3 separate regions of the Homo sapiens genome follow, and regions 1 and 3 are each linked to region 2. The links are chromatin loops, found by intact Hi-C in ENCODE. Cell type or tissue: ascending aorta. All regions are shown on one strand.

What was found. A loop is a pair of places that touch in the nucleus more often than their neighbours do. Peaks named below come from ENCODE experiments on the same cell type or tissue, not always from the same donor. Only the 100,000 strongest peaks of a DNase experiment are listed, where the experiment ranks them.
Region 1: a loop joins it to region 2, with 2.6 times the contacts of the local background. A loop is called at or near these places in 11 of 110 quality-filtered maps.
Region 3: a loop joins it to region 2, with 4 times the contacts of the local background. A loop is called at or near these places in 2 of 110 quality-filtered maps.

What each region holds. Positions count from the first base shown.
Region 1 is chr7:149,741,351-149,743,850 of GRCh38, forward strand. It overlaps LOC124901771 (a long non-coding RNA gene), which reads right to left and starts at 950. Exons shown (of 2, transcript XR_007060585.1): 1 at 757-950. RefSeq lists an enhancer at 556-1,085. In ascending aorta, a CTCF peak has its summit at 1,021 (motif pointing left); a DNase peak (open chromatin) is centred at 991; H3K4me3 peaks cover 1,036 bases.
Region 2 is chr7:149,623,674-149,626,173 of GRCh38, forward strand. It overlaps the pseudogene ZNF767P. Among named protein-coding and RNA genes, the nearest start is that of TRC-GCA9-3, 11 kb to the right of the region's middle. RefSeq lists silencers at 605-704, 725-1,474. In ascending aorta, CTCF peaks have their summits at 1,183, 1,386 and 2,021; DNase peaks (open chromatin) are centred at 428, 732, 1,098 and 2,058; H3K4me3 peaks cover 2,000 bases; H3K27ac peaks cover 1,332 bases.
Region 3 is chr7:150,404,462-150,406,961 of GRCh38, forward strand. LOC728743 (zinc finger domain-containing protein LOC728743) reads left to right here and starts at 1,215. Exons shown (of 3, transcript NM_001395976.1): 1 at 1,215-1,443. RefSeq lists a silencer at 518-977 and enhancers at 1,686-2,194, 2,488-2,500. In ascending aorta, a CTCF peak has its summit at 1,023; DNase peaks (open chromatin) are centred at 418, 860 and 1,400; H3K4me3 peaks cover 2,500 bases; H3K27ac peaks cover 2,500 bases.

The DNA of each region.
Region 1 (2,500 bases), 120 kb after region 2:
TTGGTGGTAATCTGGACATGGATCTTTAAGATGATGGAGAAGTTCATAGAGCAACAGTTCTCTTCCCTGAGTGCAAACTGGGGTCACTTGAGAGAGATTTAAAAAATCAGGTTTAGGCCCCACCTGTACAGATTCTCATTCATGGAGAATGAGATGATTGATAGATGGAGTTGGCATCTATCATCTATCTAGCCATATGTATGCGTGTATAAACTTTTTATTAAAATACAATATACAAAAACGTACACATTCAATTGGTATATTTATAAATTGCTGGAGATTCTGCCATGCAGCCCGTATTGAGAACCATTCTTGTTGGCAAAACTGTAGAACAATCAGAGTTTACCACTGCTGCCTCCCAGCCATTCCCCCTGCTAACCACAGAGAACTTCTGCATCTGTCTGCCTTCCACAGGCAGCATGCGTTTATTGCATGCCAGATTTCAGAGTGCCAGGAGCCCGGGAGCAGCCACTGTACGTCTCAGCAGGCTGGTGGCACTGCATTAGGCGGCCGCAGTTCGCCAGAACAGTGGGCCAGGCAGGGACCACAGGCCCCCAAAGATAAGCGGGCGGAGGTCTCCAGAAGGAGCTGTGAGTGTGTGCAAGCCCCGCCACAGTCCCGGGTCGCAGCTGAGAATAATCGAGCCAGACTTTCCTTTACCTCCCCTCCCCACCAATAATGACACATCTGCTCTGAGTCCCAGTACCTTGGGAAATTCTCAACTAGGAAACTAAGTAAATTAATCCATTCTCTTACCTCCTCCCAGGAAATAATTTGTATTTTGCCAGAAACTTTCAATCGACTTTGAGGCTGCTGTGAGCAGAACAGGAAGCTGTTCTGAATCTGGAATGCCTTTGCTCCTCCATCAAACCACACTGAGACCACCTGCTCTGCCAGACCTCGGGCAGAGAGGCAGGAACCTGCGTTTCTGGAATCCCTATTTCGGAGGGGAGAGCTGGTCAAGGAAAGGGGCTTCCGTTCCAGCGCCTCGGCGCCATCTGCTGGGAAAGAGAGGCAATGACAATTCAGGGCTGCAACTGGTCCCCGTAGGGGGCTGAAGGGAAAACAGAAGTCGTGAAGCCCACCTTCCTACTCCCGAACATTACCTTAAGGGCTTCCTCAGAGATCCCACGCTGCCTTGTATATGAAGCCACCTTGTGTGTATTACTGGACAGAGGGTGAAGAGACGCCTTGCTACCAGCTCTCTTTCTACAGCAGAGCTTGGTTCTGCAGTCACCATGCTGGAAGGTGGGGGAAGGGCAGCCTCCTTCGGAGGTTCCCCACTGCCGAGAGAATCAGGTGTGTGCCTAATCCTGGCACAGGCTTCCAGAGAGGCAGCCACGAGCAGCGGTGCTGGGTTCAGATGAGGACATCACCTGTGGGGCTGTGGAAGGGACTCCTACTTGGAGGGAGTGAATGATGAGAGCCAGATGAACTTTAACATCACGTCCCAATTTAGGATTTCATATACCTGTCAGGTCTGATGTGAGATTTTTTTTTTTTGAGACAGGGTCTCACTCTGTCACCCACGCTGGAGTGCAGTGACATGGTCATACCTCACTGCAGCCTGGAACTCCTGGGTTCAAGCAATCCTCCCACCTCAGCCTCCCAAGTAGGTGGGACTACAGGTGTGCACCACCACGCACAGCCGGGTTTTTTTTTTTTTTTTTTTTTTTTTAAAGAGACAGGGTCTTGCTATGTTGCTCAGGTCTGTCTCAAACTTCTGGGCTCAAGTGATCCTTCCACGCTGGCCTCCCAAAGTGCTGGGATTACAGGTGTGAGCCATCATGCCTGGCCAAGATGAATTTGTACCTTGAAAATATTGTGGCCAGGCGCGGTGGCTCATCCTGTAATCACAGCACTTTGGGAAGACAAAGCGGGCAGATCACTTGAGGTCAGGAGTTCAAGACCAGCCTGGTCAACTTGGTGAAACCCCGTCTCTACTAAAAATACAAAAATTAGGTGGGCGTGGCGGCACATGCCTGTAATCCCAGCTACTTGGGAGGCTGAAGCAGGAGAATCACTTAAACCCGGGAGGTGGAGGTTGCAGTGAGCCGAGATCGCGCCATTGCACTCCAGCCTGGGCAACAAGAGCGAAACTCCGTCACAAAAAAAAAAAAGAAAAGAAAAAAAAGAAAGAAAATATCGTTTGAATGTGTGGCTCAAATAAGACCATTGAAAGCATAATTGTAAAATGTTGAAGTTTTGTGCCAATGTGTGCAAATATTTGGAGAGAGAGACCACATTCTCATTTAGACTCTTAAAGCAAACCATGTATTTTCCAGGAATGTTTCCTTGACATTGGCTTGACTTCGTGCCAGATCCCTTACTTCTCCCTGGCAGTGGCGAGTCCCTAACTTGACCCAACATTGCCTGAGCTGTTCTGTTTACTAACTACAGCAACAGCAACTAACACTTACTGAGAATTTATTATATGCTAATCACAAGAATGACATTTAATAAGGACCTGTGTTGGAAAGATTTGAGAACAGTCCTGCCC
Region 2 (2,500 bases):
GAAAGCACCACCGGTCTAGCTGGGCCTGAAATCCTAGCCGTCCCTAAAAGCCCGGCTCAAATCACAGAGGCGCAGAGCATCAGGCCAGGAGGGGTGGACAGCGGTACCAAGAGGCCCCCTGACACTCCTTCCCCCGGAGCCCACCGCAAGCTTCCACCTGGGCGCCAACACTCACCCCTTCCTATTTTGCACAATTATTGCCCGCGTACCTGCCTGCCTGGTCCTTGAACACACAGCCACTGTGTGTCTTTTCACACTTCCAGGTGTGCAAGCCTGGGCAAGTTAACTTCTCTAAGCCCCAGGTTTTTCTTTTGCATGACAGAGATAACACCAGTACCCATCCCACAGGCTTGCTGTGAGGACAGAAGGACAGACTAAGGCCTCAACAGGACTTGGTGCAGTACCTGGCTCTATATTCCCTTCCGCGCCGACCCTGGGGAGCTGGGCACGTAAGGGGTGTCGGTATACGCGGATTCGAAGCCTCACAACTCCCAGGTACCACTAAGCCGCTGGGGGGAGCTGGGGGAGGGACCCACAGGCCGAGCGCCAAGCAGAGAAAAGAGCCTCGGGTGGGGGGACGCAGATGTAGGGTTCAGCGGCTGGGGCGGGGGCAGGAAGCCCCGGAGGGGCCAAGGATCTTGGCGTGGGGCGGCCCGGGGCGGGGACAACCGTTCCGCCAGCGCTCGGGCTCGGCCCGGAGTGGGGGGCCCGGCTGGCAAGCGCAGTAGGCCCCGGCAGACGCCGCGGCCCTGTTCCCCGGAGCCCCAGGCGCGGTAGTACGGCTCGGCTCCCGCAGCCCCCGTGTGCCGGGCCCGGGTCGCCCGGGGAATCCAGGCCGCGAGTTCGTGCGCGCGCTGGTCGCCCTTACCGGAGCTGCGGCCGCCTCCTCCATGGCCCTGCGCTGTCCCCCGCGGCCCAGATAAAGTCGTCGCCGCTGCTGCGCGCGGCCCCACGCAGGGCCCGCCTCCCGGTGCTCTCCGCAGGCGGCGCCCGCCCAGCCCTGTCTCTGCCGCCGCTGCTCCCTGACTGCCCCTGCCCTGCGCCGCCCGCAGTTGCGTCAACGCCTTTAGCGCCCGGCCGGTCCGCACTGTATCCTGGGAGCCGGCGCGGCCGACGAAGGCACATGAGGCTTCCTGGAGGCAGGCAGCCGCACAGCCCCACCTGCAGCTCCGGAGGCGAACTGCAGGCGCGACCCCGCCTGGCCCGCGCCCGGGAGCTGACCCCGCGACCCCTGGCCGACCCCTCGCCCCTTCCCCGACTGCCGCGTGTGCGCGCGCAGTCACTGCGCTGGCCCCGCGACCCAGGCCGAGGGACTCGGTTACCGAAAGAGTCCCCCTCATAAGACCCGCCTGGCCGCGCCCGCGGGCAAGCAGGGGCTTCCAGGCAGGGCCCTCCCCGGTGACCGCGGGCAGTGTGGCCCCCTCGCCCAGCTGGGCCCCGGCGCGGCCGAACAGGCACTTCTGCCGCCCGAGGTCCTGGGCCTGGAGGTTTGGGCTGTTTTCGGGGGGCAGCTGTAACTCATCCCCATCTGTGTTTGAAGTGGAATAAATACTTCGAACAATAGGAATATACCGGTAGATGCTACTTAGCATTTTCTACCATGTGTTTATTACAGTAAATATTTTTTAATGGCATGAGCAATGGAACGCAATACCATCATTGAACATTATTTTGGGGAAGAAATTGGTATGGACAGATGTTCATGATATTTTAAGAGAAAAAGCCTGTCCAGAACGATCCTGTCTTTGTTTTAAAATTAACACTTTAAAACAATATATGACATCATATGTAGTATTATATACCGTGTATATGTGTATCTATAGTTTTGAAAGTTTGGAAGCATACAAATGTCAACATAGACTAAGTAGTTTTCTTTAATAGAGCACAGGCCGTTTTTACGCATTTTATTTTCCCAATTCATGTTTTTATTTTTCAATAACAAGGATAGTATTTTTAAACGAGAGAAAAATAAACATTTAAAAGTCCTTAAGAGGCTGAGGATGGAGGGCGCCTTGGACGGGGGCCCCCACGTGGTTACAGAGGCGCATTGCCTTTCAGATTCCTGGGCTGAGTGGGGCTCTTTCCAGCTGGGGAACCTGCGACATGTGATGTGGGGTCTATGGGGCTTGCCAGGCCTAGGGACCGGGATCTGAACATTCTCCCCTAGTTTCTCTTCATCAGCGTGGGCTGTACGTTCAGTGTATAAAAATGGAATTGCCCCAGGAGTCGTGTGGGCGAAGACCTTACTCATAGTGTTGCCGATGCTCCTGCGTCCGACTTGCTTCTTTGGGTCGCAGGCACAACCTAGCTATTCTCTGATGCCTCTCATCTCTGGGCGATTGTCCCTCAAATGAGGGGGTTTAGAGATTTCCTGCCTGGAGCCTTTGGCATCATTTTGTCTTTTGGAGTAAATCCGACAAAGGGTAAAATCACCCTACTCACCCCGTGAGCTGTAGGAGAATGTCCCTGGACCTGCCCCAGGTTTTTCCTGTTTTTTTTT
Region 3 (2,500 bases), 780 kb after region 2:
TTTCAATTTTATTTTCCCGTCTATAAAATGGGATAAAACCCACACAAGGTAGGGTGCACATGGTTATTGGAAGGTTCCCACGAGATCATAACATGGAAAAGGGCTTTGTAAAAGGCAAAGTTATGTCCGAGTAAGGGACATTATCATTAAATGGCAGCTGGAAGCTGTAATTTGGTTCTGCCCTCTCACGCCCGCTGCTACTCCAGACGTCGTAAGTTGCTCTTTTATGGGATATCTCTGGCTTGACTGCGGGTTCCGTTCTGAGGAGGTGGGGTCAGCAGGGGCCTGATGTCTTCTTCCTTTCCCTCTGGTCACTCTAGTGATATAACCCAGGCCATATAGTCAGGCAGACTTTGGCGAAACTGTCAGCGAGGGCAGCTCCTCGATTCGGCCCCTTTGACTATTGTCTCCAGTCCTGAAACCCTCGCCCAGGGCCGCTCCGCCGCCGGGCTCCGGCGCTCAGCCCATGTCACCCGGGGAAAGGCCGGCGCCTCCGTCCGACCCTCTTTCCTGTCGCTGGGGGCGGTTTGTGGGCCTGGCCTTGGGATTAGGAAAATAGGGATGGTGCTATAACGGCCGAATGCAGGCCTCAGGGAATCCCGAAAGGGGGAATGTCTGGGTCGGCGGATCGGGGGGCTTGAGAGGGCCCGCTCCGTGGGACGTTCAGGCCCCGGAACCGGCCCCCGCATGGTCGCCGCTCCGGCCCGGGCGGGCGCAGCGCTGGCAGCCCCGTTTTCCGCCAGCCGGGCTGCCGGAGAGTTAGACCTCCCAGCCTCACGGGGCTGCTGTGCGGCTGCGACGACGCCGGCGACTGCGGCGCTGCAGCGGAGACGGAAGGCTCGGGAGGCGGCGCCATGTGAGTGCGCGCGGGGCCGCGCTGGGGCCGCGGCGGGAGGTTACCGTATTTACCGAGGCCAGAGCCGGACCCTCGGGGGCGGGTCACTGCGGGCGTGCTACCGTATTTGCCGGGTCCCGCGCAGGTCCTTTCCGGGAGTGGGAGCGCCGGGACTTAATTACGTATTTATCCAGGGTTGCGTGGCTCCGCGGGGGGGCGCTGCGGCCGTGGGGGGTGGGCTGCATTCATTCCCTCTGGGAGCTGGGGCTTGCAGTCGGGCGGGGTGGGTTGCGGCAGCAGGGTGGAGGCCTACGTATTTTCGTGGGGGTGGGGTTGCGACGCAGAGTTTACCATATTTCTCCAGGGTTGCTCCGGCCGCAGAAGTTGGCAAGGTTGTGTGTAAGGTCGGGTGGGGTGGGGTCAGCTCTCCCGATTAATGCAGCTATTTGATAAGAGCAACGTCGCGGGACGCTTGCCGTCTTTATGGGGGCGGGGAGAAGGGGCGCGGGTGTCGCTGCGGGAGAGTTACCGTATTTGCGTTGAGCAGCGCAGACTGTAGAGCAAAGAGCTGCGGCCGGAGACCGGAGGAGCAGGGGCTCAGCTGGGCTGTGAGTGTGGCATGGGAGGAAAGAACTTGGGGGAGAGACGGGGGGCCTTTCGGCGTGCAGGCGGGGCCTCAGTCAGGGGTATAGCTGGGGAGAGTGAGGAGGCTGCCCAGTCACAGGGCCGGGCTGAGATTGGCCAAGGGGACTTTGATGATCTGTCTTTGCAGATGTCAGTGCAGCTGCCTGTGGAAAAGACTTGTGGGTGGGGTCTCTTGCAAGTAGGACTTGTCTCCTTCCCCAGGGTCAGTTCCACCCCGGCCTCGAGGGTACGGAAGACAGAGGAGGTGGCCCTGAGACCCCACTCTGCAGATAGGTTGACTGAGGCTGGAAGTGAAGAGAGGCCTTCGGGGAGGTCCAGTGGAATATTCAGCCGGCTTCCCTGATGGGGTTGGGGAGAATGGATGAGGCAGGCCTTAGGGCCCTGCAGGAGCCCAAGTTTTGGTGGGGGTCGTGGGAGTGGTGGCAGTAGACAGTGCATCTACAGGAGAAGTGGCCCTTTGGAATGCATGGCTCTGTGACGGCTGGGATGGTGGCAGTGGGGGGTGTGTGTGTGTTTTGAGGAGTGTTTAGTTGTTGAGCAGCTAGTACATTGAAAAGAGCTTTCAACAGTGAGACAGGAGACTTAAGGCCTAGTCCAGGCTCACCTTGCTCTGTGACCTTGGCAAGTATGTTGACCTCACTGAGCCTCAGTTTCCCCATCTTTAAAGTGGGGCTCAATAACCCTGCTCCGCCCCTTTCTCAGGGCTGTTGTGAGGACAATGGGAAACAATTTAAGAGGAACACAGTGTCCTGGGAAGAGGATCCTTTGGAGAAGCAGCATGAAGGGAGCTGGGTTTGGGGGTGTTGGCTGGGCACTGAGGGTGCTGCTCAGCCTTGGGCCAGGCTTTGCTGTGAGGATACCAAGAGGAATCACGCTGAGACCAGTCCCCCTGGGAGCCCACACCCTGGTTCAGTGACTTGGAAACCTTTTGAACACATGCCTCATTTTGATAAACAAAGAGCTGCCGCCTTTAATGTTTAACCGAGGTCACTTTCAAGTTTACAGGGTTGTGTTTTTTTT